2 separate regions of the Homo sapiens genome follow, and region 2 is linked to region 1. Evidence: chromatin loops called from intact Hi-C (ENCODE). Cell type or tissue: left ventricle myocardium inferior. All regions are shown on one strand. Links, peaks and the distances in the headings refer to the core of each region. The heading gives the core; the rest is flanking DNA. Region 1 overlaps SF3B1 (splicing factor 3b subunit 1). Region 2 overlaps GTF3C3 (general transcription factor IIIC subunit 3).

Evidence for each region. Hi-C counts contacts between places; a loop is a spot of excess contacts. Peaks named below come from ENCODE experiments on the same cell type or tissue, not always from the same donor. Only the 100,000 strongest peaks of a DNase experiment are listed, where the experiment ranks them.
Region 2: it touches region 1 in a loop (4-fold over the local background); 13 of 110 quality-filtered maps call a loop at or near these places.

The regions. Positions count from the first base shown.
Region 1 is chr2:197,390,049-197,401,095 of GRCh38, reverse strand. SF3B1 (splicing factor 3b subunit 1) reads left to right here. Exons shown (of 25, transcript NM_012433.4): 18 at 160-381; 19 at 662-844; 20 at 930-1,041; 21 at 2,515-2,635; 22 at 2,980-3,111; 23 at 4,768-5,040; 24 at 7,908-8,124; 25 at 8,635-11,047. The coding sequence ends at 8,793. Among named protein-coding and RNA genes, the nearest start is that of SF3B1, 39 kb to the left of the region's middle. In left ventricle myocardium inferior, for the core only: no CTCF peak of the experiment used is centred there; no DNase peak of the experiment used is centred there.
Region 2 is chr2:196,752,508-196,763,554 of GRCh38, reverse strand. It overlaps GTF3C3 (general transcription factor IIIC subunit 3), which reads left to right. Exons shown (of 18, transcript NM_012086.5): 18 at 1-520. Among named protein-coding and RNA genes, the nearest start is that of GTF3C3, 42 kb to the left of the region's middle. In left ventricle myocardium inferior, for the core only: a CTCF peak has its summit at 4,459 (motif pointing right); no DNase peak of the experiment used is centred there; H3K27ac peaks cover 441 bases.

The DNA of each region.
Region 1 (11,047 bases), core at 1,118-9,117:
GTCACTTTTCTCTTCAACTTTAATAAGTAGCAATGAATCATTCTTACCATGTTTATTAGCTAAATAAGTAGTATATTTAGAGTATTTGGTTTTCATGATGTTGCTTTATTTCCTTGGAAAAGCAGTCTAAAAGGTTTTTTGTTTTTCTGTTCTTTTTAGTTAGTTGATACTACTGTGGAGTTGGCAAACAAAGTAGGTGCAGCAGAAATTATATCCAGGATTGTGGATGATCTGAAAGATGAAGCCGAACAGTACAGAAAAATGGTGATGGAGACAATTGAGAAAATTATGGGTAATTTGGGAGCAGCAGATATTGATCATAAACTTGAAGAACAACTGATTGATGGTATTCTTTATGCTTTCCAAGAACAGACTACAGAGGTAATGAAAACTATTATGGCACATTGCTACTAACTTTAATATTTGTAGAAAAGCATATTAGTTGTCAAGCAAATTTTTCTAGAATGCAATTGAATTTGAAGTAATTTTTAAAATGCTCAGGGGGTTACCAAACGATATTATTCTACCTCAAGTTTTAAGATTTGATGTAAAAAAACAGCAACAGATGTTTGGGTGGTTAGAAAAGGTTGACTCTTAGTGTATTTCAACTGTGCAGTCATAAACCAAATGAATATGTCTTTTTTTTAAATTTATTTTTTAGGACTCAGTAATGTTGAACGGCTTTGGCACAGTGGTTAATGCTCTTGGCAAACGAGTCAAACCATACTTGCCTCAGATCTGTGGTACAGTTTTGTGGCGTTTAAATAACAAATCTGCTAAAGTTAGGCAACAGGCAGCTGACTTGATTTCTCGAACTGCTGTTGTCATGAAGACTTGTCAAGAGGTAAACTTTTGCATCAAATTCTTACTTCTTCCCCAAATAGTTTAATGTAAATAGTAACATTTTAACATTATTTGTTTTATTATAGGAAAAATTGATGGGACACTTGGGTGTTGTATTGTATGAGTATTTGGGTGAAGAGTACCCTGAAGTATTGGGCAGCATTCTTGGAGCACTGAAGGCCATTGTAAATGTCATAGGTATGGAATTTGCTGGTTACATAAGACTTTTTCTTGTTTTAACTTTCTTTTTCTTTTTTTTTTCGTAAGTAAAATCTTATTTAGGAGTTGGGAGGTTTTTGTTAGCTTTTTAAAAGCACTTCAAGATTGTAGTTAAGTCGGGGGATGTCACAAAAGTCTTGTTTCCCAAAACCCATTTATATTTTACTTTAAAGAGAAAAAAAGGGTAAGTTTAGGACCTACATGAGAGGTGGGAGTAGTCACAGCTCAAAAAGCTTTGAAGTCATGGAATACAGGACCCTAGTAGAAATAGTGTGTCAGGTGAAATATATTCTGCCATGTTCTGCTGCGGGGTGAAAAGGCAATCCTAAAGTTTTAATTTAGTTTTAGAACAATATATATATATTTAAACCTTGAATTAGCGATTATGACAGGTTTTTTGCTTGTGATCAGTTTCAAGGAATATAATCAGAGAAAAGTGAACTGATCAAATTATTGTCTTTATTTACATACCCAAGTTTTAAATACTGTCCATTCAGTTTTCTAACCCGTAATACAGCTATATTACAAATGGTCTTGGATATGGAGAGCAAAGTTTTTATTCCATTAGGGCAGTATGAAGAAAACAAATGGTTTCTTATATTTAATCTTTTTTTTAAATTGATTATAACTGTTGCCAAATGTAACTCCTGCAGAGTTTAGAGGCTCTGATAACCTAGCAGAAGTCAAAATAGCTGACTGTGAGAGAGCCACTGTTTGTTTTTCCTCATTTTGTAAGAGGTATTTATGCGATACACATGTTTAAACTATTGTATTTGCATATAATCTCCAATGCAACCCTATCCTCTATACTTGAAGATAGCTACTTGCCAGAAATCATTTACATGGCCACTTGTAGGGCTCTGGTTTGCAGGGAGTTTTAAACCATATTGTTTGTCAGAGAGGCATGGGAAGAGCAATGGAGAGAGAATCAGAGCAAGTGATTCTAGTTAGAGCAAGAGCCCCTGCCAGCTGCCTCCTTTTTTCTCTCTTCGTAGGTGTAAATACCATCCAAGTATGCCCTGCATTGCAGGGAGACTGGAGATCTGTTTGTTTTGCAGTTAAAGGGTAAGGGGGCCCTTTCTGGAAATTTTTGCTTTATTTACATGTTTACCTCTGGCTTATATTGTTGTGTATGGCCGGAACATAAGCTGTCCCCATATTTAAATGTCAGTGCACAAATATATTTCAGAATCAAACAAAACTTTTTTGTTATTGAGTATCCATCATCCTTTAAATCACTTCACTGATTTCTTTCATTTCTATACATAATCAAAAATTGTTAATAAAAGTTAAAAACGATTCTGAGTCTGGTCAGAATCTGGGGCTTTCTCTTTCCCTAGGCAGCTGTAAGTTTATATTTATACATAGTCATATATGACATTGCTAAGTAAAAGGAAAGTGAACAAAAGTTGCAATTCAAATGTTGATAGTTTATTGACTTCTATTAAATAGGTATGCATAAGATGACTCCACCAATTAAAGATCTGCTGCCTAGACTCACCCCCATCTTAAAGAACAGACATGAAAAAGTACAAGAGAATTGTATTGATCTTGTTGGTCGTATTGCTGACAGGTAAGCAGATTACCCACACATTTTTATAAGCAGTATCAATTTTCAAATTTGGCCACTTTGTATTCAATTAGCAAAATTTCCTTAATGTCACTAATATAAGTGTAAAAGATTAGGCTATCCAGTATTAATATTTTCAGTCAAATTTCAATTTGGATGGTAATGGGGGTGGCAATGTAATTTTAGGACTAAACCTGTAAGACTAACTCTTCAGCCTTTCTGAAGAGTAGTAAGTTTTATTTAATGCTTAAAATGAGTTAATCATGTTTTTAGAACTGAATTTGCAAATTTATCCTTAAAACTTTTCTTAATGTCACAATAATTAATATGTGTATTTTTTAAATTAGGGGAGCTGAATATGTATCTGCAAGAGAGTGGATGAGGATTTGCTTTGAGCTTTTAGAGCTCTTAAAAGCCCACAAAAAGGCTATTCGTAGAGCCACAGTCAACACATTTGGTTATATTGCAAAGGCCATTGGGTGAGTGTTATTTACTTCCATTAAAAAAAAATTACTTTATAATAAATGCATTGTGGTATTGGAAAATACTTCCATGTAGAAATCTCTTTTGAGGCATGGTCTGAATAATGCAGTTGAGAAAGCTCTTCATTTAACCACTGACCTTCTGATTATTGGAATGTATTGTTAAATTCTTTTTTTTTTTTTTTGAGACGGAGTCTCGCTCTGTCACCCTGGCTGGAATGCAGTGATTCAATCTCGGCTCACTGCAACCACCGCCTCCCAGGTGCAGGCGATTCTCCTGCCTCAGCCTCCCCAGTAGCTGGGACTACAGGCATGCACCATCACGCCTAGGTAATTTTTGTATTTTTTAGTAGAGATGAGGTTTCACCATGTGGGCCAGGCTGTTCTCGAACTCCTGGCCTCAAGTGAGCCACCTATCTTGGCCTCCAAAAGTGCTGAGATTACAGGCGTGAGCCACTGCGCACAGCCTGTAGTCTTAAATTCTTAATTAAAATAGATGGAAGGGTTTAAGACTTACTTTAATTACACTTTAGGTGTTTTCAGGGAGGGAAACAGTACCATTTTCAGAAAAATTTAAAATGTGTGCTGGTCTTCTAGGATATTGCTTAAACTATTAAGGCAAGTTTTTAGTCTCACAACATCATTTAAGTCTCATATTAATGCTTTATATGTTTTAAAAATCTTATTATGGATTGTTTGAGCCCAGGAGTTCAAGGTTACAGTGAGCTGTGATTGTGCCACTGCACTCCAACCTGGGCATCTGGGCACCTGGGCGACAGGGCGAGACCCTGTCTCTAAAAAAAACAACAAAAATGCTATTCTAACATTACTCCACGGATTTAACTGAATTATAGCTGCTTTGTGAGATAATCTGTGGTGGTTTGCTTCCACTCCATCACAACTAAAATAGGAAAAAACAGTCATTGTAGAAAACGAGACACCACATGTCCATGTGGCTTAAGAAAATGTTTTCAAGGAATATGACATGTGAATGTCTGATTAATTAGGTAGAATTATACCAGACAACACCCCCTCCCCTAACACATACTCATTCCTCTCCTATTTTGGTAGCATAATATTTATTTCAGTGGTGATGGAGTCAAGACATTTGCAAGAATAGCTTTTGTGCAAGCTTTTAGCCCCAATGTCCCTCTAAGTTTATGTCAAAGAAGAGGCAAATAGATGCAGCAAATTGTGTGGAGGAAAGATAAAAGGAAAAGAGATTTTATATGGTTTATAATGGGAGACTACAATTCGGATATTCCCCTCACCACTCCTACCTAGTTCTAGTGCCCATTTTGACAACTCAGAGAATTACTCACTTTAAACATTTAGTTAAATTTCTTTATATTTCAGAAAGTTTAAGAACTGAAAATTACATTTGAAAATTGAGTTAACTTAAAATGTTTAGAATTTGTACAGCTATGACCTCTGATCTTCTCAGAGTCAACTTTTTTAAACTGACCTTTTAATTTATATGAAATTTTTATATAGAAACAACAATGCCAGTGACTTGAAAGTATTGCATTTTATAAAATTACTGAGTTCCCTGTAATTATTAATACTTAAAAGTTTTCATCTTTATGCATTTTTTTCTTCCATAAATTTTTGACTTATAATGTAACAGCTTGTTGACCCATTTGTTTTTTTCAGCCCTCATGATGTATTGGCTACACTTCTGAACAACCTCAAAGTTCAAGAAAGGCAGAACAGAGTTTGTACCACTGTAGCAATAGCTATTGTTGCAGAAACATGTTCACCCTTTACAGTACTCCCTGCCTTAATGAATGAATACAGAGTTCCTGAACTGAATGTTCAAAATGGAGTGTTAAAATCGCTTTCCTTCTTGTTTGAATATATTGGTGAAATGGGAAAAGACTACATTTATGCCGTAACACCGTTACTTGAAGATGCTTTAATGGATAGGTAAGTGACTTGAACTAAATACAAGAAAATAATTATAACTCTTCCTTCATTTTAGAACATCGTGAAATAGTTATTAGATGACTTTTTACTGTAACATAGTTAAAGAAAAAATTGCTAGCCTGGAGTCTTAGGACATTGTAAATATGACTTATTATTTTAAAATAATGTGCACGCTGTAGTGATTCCCCAGACTTTCTTTCAAGTTCTCCCATCCCCTTTAAATCTCTTTTCTTATCTATTGAATTAAATAAATTTTGAAAAGGGTTGATTGATAATCTTTTGTTTTCAAAATTGGTCAAATATAGTTAGAGGACATGATGAGCAGAAGCTAATGGGCAGAGACCTGATCTTTTTAGCTTTTTGTTGCAGGTAAAGGACAGGTTTCTCTTAAGCCTTTGAATTACTGAACAATAGCCTGCCAGAACTACACTCTTCCTGTTGCAGGTCCCTGGTGTTTCAGATGGTGACCACCAGTAGAGTACTGTTCAAGTTATTTGACAGATTGCTAATACCTTTTACCATCTAGACTGACGTACAGCCTTAAACACAGAAGTAACTGAAGAAAGTGCAAAGGAAAGTGCAAGCGTAGTAAGGGAAAGAACTGTTTCACTGGCTCTTTATTTTTCAGGAGAGATAAGTTACTCAAATCAGAGCCCATTCAAATACTTTTGTGTACAGATTTAAGTTATTCATTAATAACCTTCTGAAAGGGAGACTTAACTGGACTCGACAAGTTACCAGAACGTATATATGCAAGACATGGAGACAAAGTAAGAATTGTGCTCTGTAAAAGCCTGGCTGCCCAGGGCTAAAAAAAATGAGGGTAAATCACCCTTGCTCTGTATTCCTTAGTGAGAAGTGCCTGAGCACCATAGTGCAGTCATTAATGTATGTCACCTGCAGTTAAAAACTTTTTTCTGTGTACTAAGAAGTTAAGGGAGTAATTCCATTGAAAATTACTAAATGAAAAGAATACTTCAGTTGGAAATTTTATTAATGAGGAATACTGCTTCATTCTTATGCTGAATGACATTATTAAAATAAATAGGAAAAACAAGAATATTAGTAAATACAAGTATTTTTCTCTTTTCTCTTTGATATGGTCTGTGTTACTATCTTTGGAGCAAAGTGTGGAAACTCATTTTTTTTTTTGGACGGAGTTTTGCTGTGTCACCCAGTCTGGAGTGCAGTGGCATGATCTCGGCATACTGCAACCTCTGCCTCCCAGGTTCAAGTGATTCTTCTGCCTCAGCCTCCCAAGTAGCTGGGACTACAGGCGTGTGCCACCATGGCCGGCTAATTTTTTGTATTTTTGGCAAAGATAGGGTTTCACCGTGTTAGCCAGGATGGTCTCCATCTCCTGACCTCGTGATCTACCCGCCTTGGCATCCCAAAGTGCTGGGATTACAGGCGTGAGCCACCGTGCCCGGCCTGGAAACTCATTTTCATACCCATTGCAAATCCCATTGTGTTAGCCAGCGAGCTCATACTTGGTTGAATAATTGTGGAATGAATAACTCATTGATTTTTCATGAACATAAATTCAGTTAACATAGGAGATGATAGTTATTTCTGTAGGTTTGAAAAAATTATTGATCTTTTGTTCCTCTCCCCAAATTGAGTTATTGAATGAAACTTAAACTTTACGTGAGAAGGGAATTTAACTTTAATTTAGTTACCTATTATATACCAGTATCTGAAGTACTAGTAAAGATTTAAGTTTATAATCAAGAGTTTAAAATGATTTGGGAGGCCAAGGTGGGAGGATCGCTTGACCCCAGGAGCTCAAGACCAGCTTGGGCAACATAGCGAGGCCTTCCCTATCTCTAACAATAACAATAAAAAAGAAAAATAATTTTTCTTTTTTTTTTGAGACAGAGTTTCACTCTTGTTGCCTAGGCTGGAGTGCAGTGGCACAATCTCGACTCACTGCAACCTCCACCCCCCAGGTTCAAGTGATTCTCCTGCCTCAGCCTCCTGAGTAGCTGGGATTACAGGCGTGTGCCAAAATGCCCTACTAATTTTTGTATGTTTAGTAGAGACGGGGTTTCACCACGCTGGCCAGGCTGGTCTTGACCTCCTGACCTCAGGTGATCCATCTGCCTCGGCCTCCCAAAGCGCTAGGATTACAGACATGAGCCACCATGTCCGGCCTGAAAAATAATTTTAAAAAAGAGAAAAAAGTTTAAAATATTACTGTTTATTATTCATATGTTAGAACCACATGCCTCCTCTTTAGTAGCATAATAAAGCCAAGACTTCACAGAGCCCTCCTGCTCATATTCCTTTTAAAAGTTAATTAGATGGCCAGGCACGGTGGCTCACGCCTGTAATCCCTGTACTTTGGGAGGCTGAGGCGGGCAGATCACAAGGTCAAGAGATCGAGACCATCCTGGCCAACATGGTGAAACCCTGTCTCTACTAAAAATACAAAAATTAGGCAGGCGTGGTGGCACACACCTGTAATTCCAGCTACTCAGGAGGCTGAGGCAGGCGAATTGCTTGAACCTGGGAGGCAGAGGTTGCAGTGAGCCAAGATCACACCACTGCACTCCAGTCTGGGTGACAGAGTAAGACTCCGTCTCAAAAAAAAAAAAAAAGTTAATTAGAAAATATGGCTTAATTGTTGAGCCATAGTGAATCTTGAGTAATTAAAGCAAAAGTCCTCAAGTGGAAGCTATTCTAAAGGATATATTAGATATATGAAATGTTAGATGACTTCACATCTATTCAGTGCACTGAATTAGTAATTTAGTTTCTAATGGGCCGGTGAATATTTCCTGTAAAACTAAGACTGTATCTTTAAGGATTTTTCCCCCTTTCTTATAAGACCGCATCTTAAAGGACTTTTTTCCCTTCCGTTGTAGAGACCTTGTACACAGACAGACGGCTAGTGCAGTGGTACAGCACATGTCACTTGGGGTTTATGGATTTGGTTGTGAAGATTCGCTGAATCACTTGTTGAACTATGTATGGCCCAATGTATTTGAGACATCTCCTCATGTAATTCAGGCAGTTATGGGAGCCCTAGAGGGCCTGAGAGTTGCTATTGGACCATGTAGAATGTTGCAATATTGTTTACAGGTAAGTTAAAGATTTTTTTTTTAATCGGTGATTTTTTTTTTTTAAATAATACTTTAAGTTCTGGGATACTTGTGCTGAACGTGCAGGTTTGTTACATAGGTATATATGTGCCATGGTGGTTTGCTGCACCTATCAACCTGTCATCTAGGTTTTAAGCCCTGCATGCATTAGGTATTTGTCCTAATGCTCTCCCTCCCCTTTCCCCCCACTGCCTGTAAGTTAAAGATTTTTAAAAGATTACTTAGCAAGAAAAGTAGTGTATTGAATTAAGTTACTTTTCCTGATTATCATTAGGGTATATTGTGCCATATGGTAGAACAATTGTGTGGTGACAGGGGAGTGAGTTTTGTCTCTTCCATTGCAGCTTAAGAGCAGTGTAATTAGTAGGTTCCCCCCCCCCCAACTCCCCAAGGGAAATAATTTTGAATCATATCTTTATGTTTTCTTAATTTTGTTAAGGTTATGTATGTTCTTAAAAATTGAAATAATGTAACCGTTCAATTATTTTAGGGTCTGTTTCACCCAGCCCGGAAAGTCAGAGATGTATATTGGAAAATTTACAACTCCATCTACATTGGTTCCCAGGACGCTCTCATAGCACATTACCCAAGAATCTACAACGATGATAAGAACACCTATATTCGTTATGAACTTGACTATATCTTATAATTTTATTGTTTATTTTGTGTTTAATGCACAGCTACTTCACACCTTAAACTTGCTTTGATTTGGTGATGTAAACTTTTAAACATTGCAGATCAGTGTAGAACTGGTCATAGAGGAAGAGCTAGAAATCCAGTAGCATGATTTTTAAATAACCTGTCTTTGTTTTTGATGTTAAACAGTAAATGCCAGTAGTGACCAAGAACACAGTGATTATATACACTATACTGGAGGGATTTCATTTTTAATTCATCTTTATGAAGATTTAGAACTCATTCCTTGTGTTTAAAGGGAATGTTTAATTGAGAAATAAACATTTGTGTACAAAATGCTAATTTGTGTGTGTTTTTTGAACATGACTTGTAAAATGCGGAACTTTGATAAAGTATTGGTTTATGTGGAATAAGTGGCTTAATTTCATTTTCTGTCACATGGTTTATAGAAAGTAGTTAGCTGAATAAAAACTATATAAAGTGATGGCATCTTTGTCAAAATTCCATTGTTGTGTTAATAATGACAGCAAGAAGAGTAGCCTCAGGGGATGTTCCCCTCAAACTAGCACAACCATTCCATCATCGTAGAAAAGTAGCACTTTTGCTAAACTGTCTTGAATATTTTGTACTTACATAGCGCCTTTCATCTCTTGATTTCTCAAAATGCTTTATGAACACATTTAAAGAAAGTGGTTTAAGTCTTGTCCAACACTTGACAGGTCTGCTGTGTTTAGCAAGTGAGGAATTTAACTTTACTTCAAAACTGCTTTCTGCCTATTAGGAGTGAGGATACCTAAGTAATGCTGATAGAACAGGACAATGTTGGGCTTTTCTCCATGTTATAAGCCACTACTCAGCAATGCATCAGTAAATACCTATTCACCCACTGTATGCCAGCCACTGTGCTTATATGCAGGGGATGCAAAGGTGCATGAGACCTGCCCTCTACCTTTAAGAACAGTATAATGGAGAAGGGGAGACAAACCTTGTGACAGATTCCTTATGTACTGTGATAATACACAGTGGCAGCAGCTAAAATGTCTAGGTTTGCTTAGCTTTGTATTCAGTAATAATAAGTTGATCTAAGAGTTCAGCATAAACTGAATGAAATGCCATTTAATGGTAGAGGAACCAAGCATTAAGGCAGTACTACACTTAATTTTTTAAGCAAATATGTAAAGTATATTTTCAAACTTTTCTAATGTTATGGCCCCAAATTTCTTAGTTTTGGCCTTTTTACTACCTATACTATTTTTACTGTTTTGTTTTGTCTCCATGTGGTAGTACTTCTGTGAACTCTAAAGGGAAAAAAAATTCTGCAAGCAGCATTAGTATATAACTACTACTGTAAGTAAAACTGCCTATTGACACTTTAGGAGTTCCTGCTTCAGAAGCTTAGTTAAGAAACAGCTTGTGGCCGGGTGTGGTGGCTCATGCCTGTAATCCCAGCACTTTGGGAGGCTGAGGCGGGCGGATCACGAGGTCAGGAGATCGAGACCATCCTGGCTAACGCGGTGAAGTCCCGTCTACTAAAAATACAAAAATTAGCCAGGCGTGGTGGCGGGCGCCTGTAGTCCCAGCTACTAGGGAGGCTGAGGCAGGAGAATGGCTTGAACCCGGGAGGCGGAGCTTGCAGTGAGCCGAGATAGCGCTGCTACACTCCAGCCTGGGCGACAGAGACTCCGTCTCAAAAAAAAAAAAAAAATTGACTTTCAACAAATTGATAGTGAGCATTAAGGGTTTCCAAGTTGGATTTGTAACTCCTCATCATTCCTTGTATGACAACTTTCTGAATATATGTCACTATGTAGTAAAATTAAACACTCCAAACTCATCTTTCTGTTGTTAGAAGTTTTCAGCGGTACTTCCATGCAACTTTAAATCTCACTGCTCTCTATGGTTGATGTCAAATGACCTTCAGTAATGACTGAGAATTGAATACAAATAGATTACAAAGCCAAAATTTGATGTTAAATGACTCAGGAAATTTTAGTTGTATTTTCAATTCAAGTACTTAGTAGCCTACGTTTGCTTGGCCTCTGGTTCTTTATGGAAAATAGGCTTTGTAGTGGCATTGTGGAGCAAAGGAGACTGTTACACCTTAATTAACTTTTTTTACTGATGCAAATAATTTGAGGATAGAGAGGAGGGAAGTAGTGAAAGCTATGACCTAAAACATTGGGACCAAATAGAGGCTCACAGATATTTGGATTATTTTATGTGCTTATTATTAAATAAGGAAAGCATTTTGTGATATGTGGAAGACG
Region 2 (11,047 bases), core at 250-8,249, 640 kb after region 1:
CACAAAACTTTCTAGTTGAGCAGAATTTGTATGCAATAAGTAAATATATTGTATACTCCATGTGTATAATTTAAATGCATTTTATTTTTATAATTGAGGTTAACTGTTTCACATGCTTAATTTTTACTTTATGCCATTTATAGGTAATGGTAGAGGTAACTGAGATACAGTAATAAGTTAGACTTGTGTGTTGGAATTCTGTGGAACTGAGCATTCTGTGCTCCGAGTTTCTCTCTTAAATTAGCTCACTGGACTGTGGCTCCAGTGTCTACTAAATAGCCGTGGAGGAAATAAGTCTCCCTAAGGGAAAAAAAAACCAGCTGATATTGTATAGTTTTGTTTAGCTTTTAAAATCATAGCTTCCATTTGCTGAGTTTTTACTCTGCTACTGTATGCTAAGTATGGTGCTAAACACTTTGGATATGTTATCTCTGATTCTCTCAGGGAACTGCAAGGTAGTTATTATTGATATTGTCATCACCACTTTGTATCTAGAGATTAAATAGCATGTTCAAGATCACTAGTAAGCTGCTCCTTGCTCAGAGATTTTCCTTCAGAAGAACACAGTTGCTGTAGTTCAGAGTAACAACAAACATTAAGCATAAGGTTTGTTTTTTTTTTTTCTTTTGAGACGGAGTCTCACTCTGTCTCCAGGCTGGAGTCCAGTGGCATGATCTCTGCTCACTGCTACCTCCACCTCCCAGGTTCAAGCGATTCTCCTGCCTCAGCCTCCCGAGTAGCTGGGACTACAGGTGCCTGCCACCACCTCCAGCTAATTTTTGTATTTTTAGTAGAGACAGGGTTTCACCATGTTGGCCAAGATGGTCTCGATCTCTTGACCTCGTAATTCGCCCGCCTCGGCCTCCCAAAGTGCTGGGATTACAGGTGTGAGCCACTGCACCCAGCCAAGCATAAGTTTATTTTAGAAAGAAAAAAGACATTGGCAGTGTTTCTGTCTTCCAGGCCTTCAGCCCATCAAAGCCCCTGTATAAAAACATCTTTTGGGGTCTCTTTTTAAAAGCTCCTATTCTCTTACCTCCCATCCTCACCTTAGCAGTGGGGTCCTGGTACCTGTTTTATGCACTGAGACTCTGCTGCTCCTGCATGATCACAGTTGATCGAGGAGGGAGTCTGCTCCTGAACCAACCTGGGCCAATCAGGAGTTTCCTCCCGCCTTCCCTGGGAATTTCAGACTTGAAATAGTTCATGTAGGGCCAGAACTTCAGAACAATGAGGCCAACTAGCAGTTAACCCGTTCTGTTGAAAAAAAAAAAAAAAGTGAGGTGTCTGCATTAAGAGAAGTAAAGATGAGCGAAGGAGAGTTCTCTCTGAAGTCCCAGAGATTTCCAGTTTTCAGTTCTATCCTCAGGCCAGCTGCCTTCTTACCCTTGGATTCGTTCTAGGAGATAGCCTTGATTCTGTTATAGTTTCCACTTTAATATTTACACCAGCTTGGGTTTTTCTGTTAAATGCACATACAAAAAATTTTGACCTGATCGACCACCATTCCATCTTTCTTTTAATTTAGCATTACTGCTTTCTAGCCATTTTCATAGGAAGAAAGTATAAAGCAAACAGAAATGAATATAAAAATTTGTTGCTGAATTACAAGTAGTGTCACGAAGTCTAATCCACAATAAACAGGCTTTTCAAAATCATTCAGAGCAAGAACAGGAGGAATGTTCCTGCTGTGGTGTTGTAAAGCTAATAGTATTATAATACTATAGTTCATATTGAAAGAATATATACTCCAACATAATACTGAACAGGGTAGGAAAGGAGTTAATGGCCAAGATATTGGGTGAGGATATGAGTAAGGGGGGACTAGAAATGAACTGCATCTCCAGGCCCATAGTCCCTATACTAATGGCTATGCTATGAAACTGCAAATTAGAATTTTGAGGCATTCTCAGAAGAAAATGACCAAATGAACTGAATTTTTTAAGTGGGCAAAAGGTGGATTCTGGAAACCACTTGGGCATGTTAGTGCTGGCATGATTCCAGCCATCTGTGTGTTCTTTGAAGTGATGTTCCTTAGGATACTTACTCTTTTTTTCCAAGCAAAAAGGCCAGCTGCCTTCTCACCCTTGGATTCATTCTAGAATCCAGATAGATTCTTTGATTCTTTGATCAGGATATCCTTGATTCTATAATAACTTCCACTTCAATCTTTTAGGAGATACACTCTTTTTGCTTGGTACTAGACTGGTGGTTCTGAGGACTATCTTACATTTTATGTATCTGGGTTTTAGCAGAGTCTGTGAGGAAGACTGCTGTGATATGCTTATGGATTGAATGGGAAAGTGTGGCTGGTTCTTCAGCCGGTAGAATGACCGAACTCAAAGAATGCATGTTGACAGACTGATGTAGACTGGAGAGAAACTGCAAATGACATGCCACCATGTTCATTAACGACTTAGGTGACAATATAAGGCATGGTCAAATTTGCATGGAGGGAAACTAGAAGTTATAATAAATACCAATACTAATGAATTAATGAAAAATCTCAACAATGTTATTAAACTGAACTGGGGTCTGCTTGCCCAGCATGGTAAGGCCAAACATCCATACCAAGGTTTTCAGCAGGAGAAAGGGGGGCATTTATTTGTAGGCACCTTGAAGCAAGGAGAATTGGGCAGTTTATGCTTAGGACCTGACCTCTTCAATGGCTCATAAGGAAGGGTTTTTAAATGCAGGGGTACATTTTAAGCAAGAGTTATAGGCAAAATTGTAAATTAATACATGGAGGTTCTATAATACATTGGTTTGGCCTAAAAGGGTGGGATATCTTGAAGTGGGGGCTTATAGGTAACAGATTTAAAGATTTTTTTGATTTGTAATTGGTTAAGGAAGAGAAGCTTTATTTAAAATTTTGGGGTCATCAGAAAAGAATGTTGGCCCTGGCTCTTGGGTATGACTTCTTTTAGACCCTTCAGGAAGAAATTCAGAGCAAGGAGTGGCAGCATTTAATCTTCATTTCCCCCTTACTAGAGGTTTATGTGTCAGTGGATCCACTTGGTGGCGGGTCTGGTTTTTTGAAAAACAACTTAGGGACGTATGTTATAAGATGCTCTTTTTAGTTTTTATAGAGACCCAAACCATCCAGTGACTAATTTTTTTGGCTATTGTTTTAAGTTATTATCTTTTTGTTCATTATGTTATTTTTTAGGGCTAGCTAGGTATCTGGAATTTTTTTTTAAGGAATTCAAGATTTTAAAAAAATTTTGTTTGGTGCGGGGACAGGCTGCAGGCCCCTAAGAGGGGTCCCTGTTCCATCTCAAAAGTAACACAGTTACTTTTACCTCCAAAATCCAAAAACCAACAAAACACAGCAAACAAAAAAGACAATATAAACTCCAGGCCAAAAAGAATAAGAGATAACAGAGAGACGACAAAATAATTTTTAGAAACTAGGAAGCAAATGGGCAATTGGTAACTAAATAAACTACAGAAAAATGAAAGCTGAGTGCCCACAGGAGGTGGTGGGGAGAGGGGCAGAAGCAAGCTGATTCAAGACCTTAAAGCTTGTCCACTAGGTTCCTCCAAAGACAGGTGAAGTGTGGTCAAAAATGGGAGCAGTGGAAAGTCTGTTAAGCCACAGTGAGACCCTCCTAGTTAACCCTTTTCACCTATGGAAACTGTCCCACTCCCGCATGGAACACTGGTGGTCTTATTTTCTGGAGTTGTGGAATCAGGACCTCTGGATTCGGGAATACCAGGCAGAGATGAAGGCCAGAGTGTTATACTGAAAGCAGAGGATTAAGTGGACGTCTACACACTGAGCAGCGAGATGCCCAGCTGCCTTCTCCTCCTAAGCTCCTAGAAAACTGGCATCTATTTAACATCCTTTAAGCAGGAAGTTAAAGGGTTCCTTTCTGAGAAATCCTGTCCAAGAAAAAAATGCTCATATATATACTGGCAGTTTGAGGGTTCTCAATGAAACAGCCCATCCTGGCCAGAGAAGCCTGCCTGTGAACAAATCCCTCGCACTGCTGTCAGCTTGCTGGCACCTTGCTAGCAGCATTAGTGGACAGCTCACGATCATCAGACTACTGAGGAACGCTTCAGGACTGGGAGAGATCCATATAAGCAATGGGAGGGGAGGAAGGAACGCAAAGGGAACAGAATTGGTGCAGGAAGTAGAAAAACAAAACGCAGTTCATATCCCCAGATAAGACAATACCATACACATGAAATAAGAGGATGCTATTAAAAGGAAGGAATTCAAAGAATGAGAACATTATAAGATTTAAAATGTAATTGCAAGAATTAATTCAATGAAAATATGAAAATAGAATTTAAAGAGACAAAATGGAAAACTGAGAACATTTCAGATAAGAAAATTAAAGGTTATAAAAGTCTAAATGAGTTCTTTGTGGCAGTTGCCACATCTTATAAATTCATGTACATTTCAGTGTGTGTGACTGCTTGATTATAAATAATTCCAGTGGGAGGAACATACCCTGCAATGATTTTTTATATGCAGTAGATGGCAGTGCATTTCTATAAATTTAGGACTGTATTTCATAAAATTTAATTGTCTTAATATGTTTTGTCTAACTTTCAACATTTCAATAGAAAAAAATCTCAGTCTCGCCCTCCACATTTGAGCAATCAGATCCATAAGCTCTGTTTGTGCGGCTCCCATCAGCATTGAAAGAAGGGCAGCTGGACCCTAGTATGTGTTTCTTGCTGCCCGTTTTTCAGCCTTAACCTAAACAAGTCTAGCAGGTATCAGGGCAACCAGATGAAGCATGAAAAGTCTAATCATAACCCTGAAGATCATACCCCAAATTTATCCTGTTTGCAGTTCAGGGTAAGTATGCTAATGTGAAGAGTGAGAGTTAGCAGGACCACTTGGCATTTTAGTAGACAGTCAGGTGTTTCTATTCAGGGAGTTCAGACAAGTGTAGAGGAGAAAGAGAAAGCCAATAAACAGAAACCTCTGGCCCAGTGACCTGCAACTGCATAAAAGAGGACAAGCAGTATTCAATTCTGTTATAACTAGTTCCAAGGATGCCAAGCCTCTTTTTTTTTTTTTTTTTTTTTTTTTTTTTTTAAGAGATGGGGTTTTGCTTTGTTGCCCAGGCTGGAATGCAGTGGTGCAATCACAGCTCAATGCAACCTAGTCCTCCCTAGCTCAGGTCATCCTCCCACCTCAGCCTCCTAAGTAGCTAGTATTACAGGCATGCACCACCATGCCAAAAAACCAAGCACAAGATTCCTCCTCTCTGGGCAGGGCATCTCTGGAAAAAAAAAAAAAAAAAGCAGCCCCAGTCAAGGACTTATAGATACAAACCACCATCTCCCTGGGACAGAACACCTGGGGGAAGGGGTGGCTGTGGGCACAGCTTCAGCAAACTTAAATGTCCCTGCCTGACAGCTCTGAAGAGAGCCAGCAGATCTCCCAGCACAGCGTTCAAGCTCTGATAAGGGACAGACTGCCCCCTCAAGTGGGTTTCTGACTCCACTGTATCCTGACTGGGAGACACCGCCCAGTAGGGACTGACAGACACCTCATACAGGAGAGCTCTGGCTGGCATCTGGTGTGTACCCCTCTGGGACTAAGCATCCAGAGGAAGGAACAGGCAGCAATGTTTGCTGTTCTGCAGCCCCTGCTGGTGATACCCAGGCAAACAGGGTCTAGAGTGGACCTCTAGCAAACTCCAGCAGACCTGCAGCAGAGGGGACTATTAGTAGGAAAACTAACAGAAAGGAATAGCATTAACATTAACAAAAAGGACGTCCCCTCAGAGACCCCATCCGAAGGTCACCAACGTCAAAGACCAAAGGTACATAAATCCATGAAGATGAGGAGAAACCATCACAAAAAGGCTGAAAATTCCAAAAACCAGAATGCCTCCTCTCCTCCAAGGATCACAACTCCTCGCCAGCAAGGGAACAAAACTGGATGGAGAATGAGTTTGACGAATTGACAGAAGTAGGCTTCAGAAGGTGGGTAATAACAAACTCCTCCGAGCTAAAGGAGCATGTTCTAACCCAATGCAAGGAAGCTAAGAACCTTGATAAAAGGTTAGACAAATTGCTACCTAGAATAACCAGTGTAGAGAAGAACATAAATGACCTGATGGAGCTGAAAAACACAGCACAAGAACTTCATGAAGCATACACAAGTATCAATACCCAAATCGATCAAGCAGAAGAAAAGATATCAGAGATTGAAGATCAACTCAATGAAATAAAGTGAGAAGACAAGATTAGAGAAAAAAGAGTGAAAAGAAACGAACAAAGCCTCCAAGAAATATGGGACTATGTGAAAAGACCAAATCTACGTCTGATTGGTGTACCTGAAAGTGATGGGGAGAATGGAACCAAGTTGGAAAACACTCTGCAGGATATTATCCAGGAGAACTTCTCCAACCTAGCAAAGCAGGCCAACATTCAAATTCAGGAAATACAGAGAACACCACAAAGATACTCCTCGAGAAGAACAACCCCAAGACACATAATTATCAGATTCACCAAGGTTGGAATGAAGGAAAAAATGTTAAGGGCAGCCAGAGAGAAAAGTCGGGTTACCCACAAAGGAAAGCCCATCAGACTAACAGTGGATCTCTCGGCAGAAACCAGAAAAGAGTGGGGGCCAATATTCAGCATTTGTAAAGAAAAGAATTTTCAACCCAGAATTTCATATCCAGCCAAACTAAGCTTCATAAGCGAAGGAGAAATAAAATCCTTTACAAACAAGCAAATGCTGAGAGATTTTGTCACCACCAGGCCTGCCCTACAAGAGCTCCTGAAGGAAGCACTAAATATGGAAAAGAACAACCGGTACCAGCCACTGCAAAAACATACCAAATTGTAAAGACCATCGACACTATGAAGAAACTGCATAAACTAACAGGCAAAATAACCAGCTAGCATCATAATGACAGGATCAAATTCACACATAACAATATTAACCTTAAATGTAAACAGGCCAAATGCTCCAATTAAAAAACACAGACTGGCAAATTGGATAAAGAGTCAAGACCCATCAGTGTGTTGTATTCAGGAGACCCATCTCATGTGCAAAGACACAAATAGGCTCAAAATAAAGGGATGGAGGAATATTTACCAAGCAAATGGAAAGCAAAAAAAGCAGAGGTTGCAGTCCCAGTCTCTGAAAAAATAGACCTTAAATCAACAAAGATCAAAAGAGACAAAGAAGGTCATTACATAATGGTAAAGGAATCAATGTAACAAGAAGAGCTAACTATCCTAAATATATACGTACCCAATACAGGAGCACCCAGATTCATAAAGCAAGTTCTTAGAGACCTATAAAGAGACTTAGACTCCCACATAATAATAGTGGGAGACTTTAACACCTCCCTGTGAATATTAGACAGACTGACGAGACAGAAAATTAACAAGGATATCCAGGACTTGAACTCAGCTCTGGACCAAGCAGACCTAAATAGACATCTACAGTACTCTCCGCTCCAAATCAACAGAATATACATTCTTCTCAGCACCACATCACACTTATTCTAAAATTGACTACATAATTGGAAGACACTCCTCAGCAAATGCAAAAGAATGGAAATCGTAACAGTCTCTCAGACCACAGCGCAATCAAATTAGAACTCAGGATTAAGAAACTCACTCAAAACTGCACAACTACATGGAAACTGAACAACCTGCTGCTCCTGAATGACTACTGGGTAAATTAAACAAAATTAAGGCAGAAATAAAGATGTTCTTTGAAACCAACAAGAACAAAGACACAACATAGCAGAATCTCTGGGACACATTTAAAGCAGTCTGTAGAGGGAAATTTATAGCACAAAATGTCCACAAGAGAAAGTAGGAAAGATCTAGATCAACACCCTAACATCACAATTAAAAGAACTAGAGAAGCGAGAGCAAACAAATTCAAAAGCTAGCAGAAGACAAGAAATAACTAAGATCAGAGCAGAACTGAAGGAGATAGGCATAAAAAACCCTTCAAAAAAATCAATGAATCCAGGAGCTGTTTTTTTGAAAAGATTAACAAAATAGACCACTAGCCAGACTAATAAAGAAGAAAAGAGAGAAGAATCAAATAGACACAATAAAAAATGGTAAAGGGGATATCACCACTGATCCCACAGAAATACAAACTACCATCAGAGAATACTATAAACATCCCTATGCAAATAAACTAGAAAATCTAGAAGAAATGGATAAATTCCTGGACGCACACACCCTCCCAAGACTAAACCAGGAAGATGTCGAATCCCTGAATAGACCAATAACAAGTTCTGAAATTGAGGCAGTAATTAAGAGCCTACCAATAAAAAGAAGTCCAGGACCAGACAGATTCACAGCTGAATTCTACCAGAGGTACAAAGAAGAGCTGGTACCATTCCTTCTGAAACTGTCCCAATCAATAGAAAAAGAGGGAATCTTCCCTAACTCATTTTATGAGGCCAGCATCATCCTGATACCAAAACCTGGCAGAGACACAACAAAAAAAGAAAATTTTAGGCCAATATCCCTGATGAACATCGATGTGAAAATCCTCAATAAAATACTGGCAAACCGAATCCAGCAGCACATCAAAAAGCTTATCCACCATGATCAAGTGGGCTTCATCCCTGGGATGCAAGGCTGGATCAACATATGCAATTCAATAAACGTAATCCATCACATAAACAGAACCAATGACAAAAACCACAACATGATTATCTCAATAGATGCAGAAAAGGCCTTTGACAAAATTCAACAACACTTCATGCTAAAAACTCTAAATAAACTAGGTATTGATGGAACATATCTCAAAATAATAAGAGCTATTTATGAAAAACCCACAGCCAATATCATGCTGAATTGGCAAAAACTGGAAGCATTCCATTTGAAAACCAGCAAAAAACAAAGATGCCCTCTCTCACCACTCCTATTCAACATAGTATTGGAAGTTCTGGCCAGGGCAATCAGGCAAGAGAAAGAAATAAAGGATATTCAATTAGGAAAAGAGGAAGTCAAATTGTCTCTGTTTGCAGATGACAAGATTGTATATTTAGAAAACCCTATCATCTCAGCCCAAAATCTCCTTAAGCTGATAAGCAACTTCAGCAAAGTCTTAGGATTCAAAATCAATGTGTAAAAATCACAAGCATTCCTATACACAATAACAGACAAACAGAGAGCCAAATCATGAGTGAACTCCCATTCACAAGTGCTACAAAGAGAATAGAATACCTAGGAATACAACTTATAAGGGATATGAAGGACCTCTTCAAGGAGAACTACCAGCCACTGCTCAAGGAAATAAGAGAGAACACAAACAAATAGAAAAACATTCCATGCTCATGGACAGGAAGAGTCAATATCATGAAAATGGTCATACTTCCCAAAGTAATTTACAGATTCAATGCTATCCCCATCAAGCTACCATTGACTTTTCACAGAATTGGAAACAACTACTTTAAATTTCATATGGAACCAAAAAAGAGCCCACATTGCCAAGATAATCCTAAGCAAAATGAACAAAGCTGAAGGCATCATGCTACCTGACTTCAAACTATACTACAAGGCTACAGTAACCAAAACAGCATGGTACTGGTACCAAAACAAATATATAGACCAATGGAACAGAACAGAGACCTCAGAAATAACATCACACATCTACAACCATATGATCTTTGACAAACATGACAAAAACAAGCAATGGGGAGAGGATTCCCTATTTAATATAATGGTTTCGGGAAAACTGGCCAGCCATATGCAGAAAGCTGAAACTGGATCCCTTCCTTACATCCTTACATCTTATACAAAAATTAACTGAAGATGGATTAAAGACTTAAACATAAGACATACAACCATAAAAACCCTAGAAGAAAACCTAGGCAATACCATTCAGGACACAGGCATGGGCAAACACTTCATGCTAAAACACCAAAAGCAATGGCAACAAAAGCCAAAATAGACAAATGGGATCTAATTAAACTAAAGAGCTTCTGCACAGCAAGAGAAACTATCATCAGAGTGAACAGGCAACCTACAGAATGGAGAAAATTTTTGCAATCTACCCATCTGACAAAGCACTAATATCTACAAAGAACTTAAACAAATTTACAAGAAAAAAAGAGCCCTATCAAAACCTGGGTGAAGGATATGAGCAGACACTTCTCAAAAGAAGGCATTTATGCAGCCAACAAACATATGAAAAAATGCTCATCATCACCATTATTAGAGAAATGCAAATCAAAACCACAATGAGATACCATCTCATGCCAGTTAGAATAGCGATCAATAAAAAGTCAGGAAAGAACAGATGCTGGAGAGGATGTGGAGAAATAGTAACACTTTTACGCTGTTGGTAGGAGTGTAAATTAGTTCAACCATTGTGGAAGACAGTGTGGTGATTCCTTCAAGGATCTAGAACCAGAAATACCATTTGACCCAGCAATCCCATTACTGGGTAGATACCCAAAGGATTATAAATCATTCTACTATAAAGACATATGCACACGTATGTTTACTGTGGCACTGTTCGCAATAGCAAAGACTTGGAACCAACCCAAATGCCCATCAATGATAGACTGGATAAAGAAAATGTGGCACATATACACCATGGAATACTATGCAGCCGTAAAAAAATGAGTTCATGTCCTTTGCAGGGACATGGATGAAGCTGGAAACCTTCATTCTCAGCAAACTATCACAGGGACAGAAAACCAAACACTGCATGTTCTCACTCATAGGTGGGAGTTGAACAATGATAACATATGGACACATGGAGGGAAACATCACACACCTGGGCCTGTTGTGGAGTAGGGGGCTAGGGGAGGGATAGTATTAGGAGAAATACATAATGTAGATGATGGGTTGCTGGGTGCAGCAAACCACCATGGCACATGTATACCTATGTAACAAACCTGCATGTTCTGCACATGTACCCCAGAACTTAAAGTATTTTAAAAAAAAAGACAGTGCTCCAACTTTGTGCTGGGAGCAAGTGTGATCACCTGTCAGGCCTTGGGGAAGCCAGCAAATCCCAGAGCAGCCTTTACCATTCATCTCAGCATACCTTACATATAGTGCTGTGTATTCTGTGTGC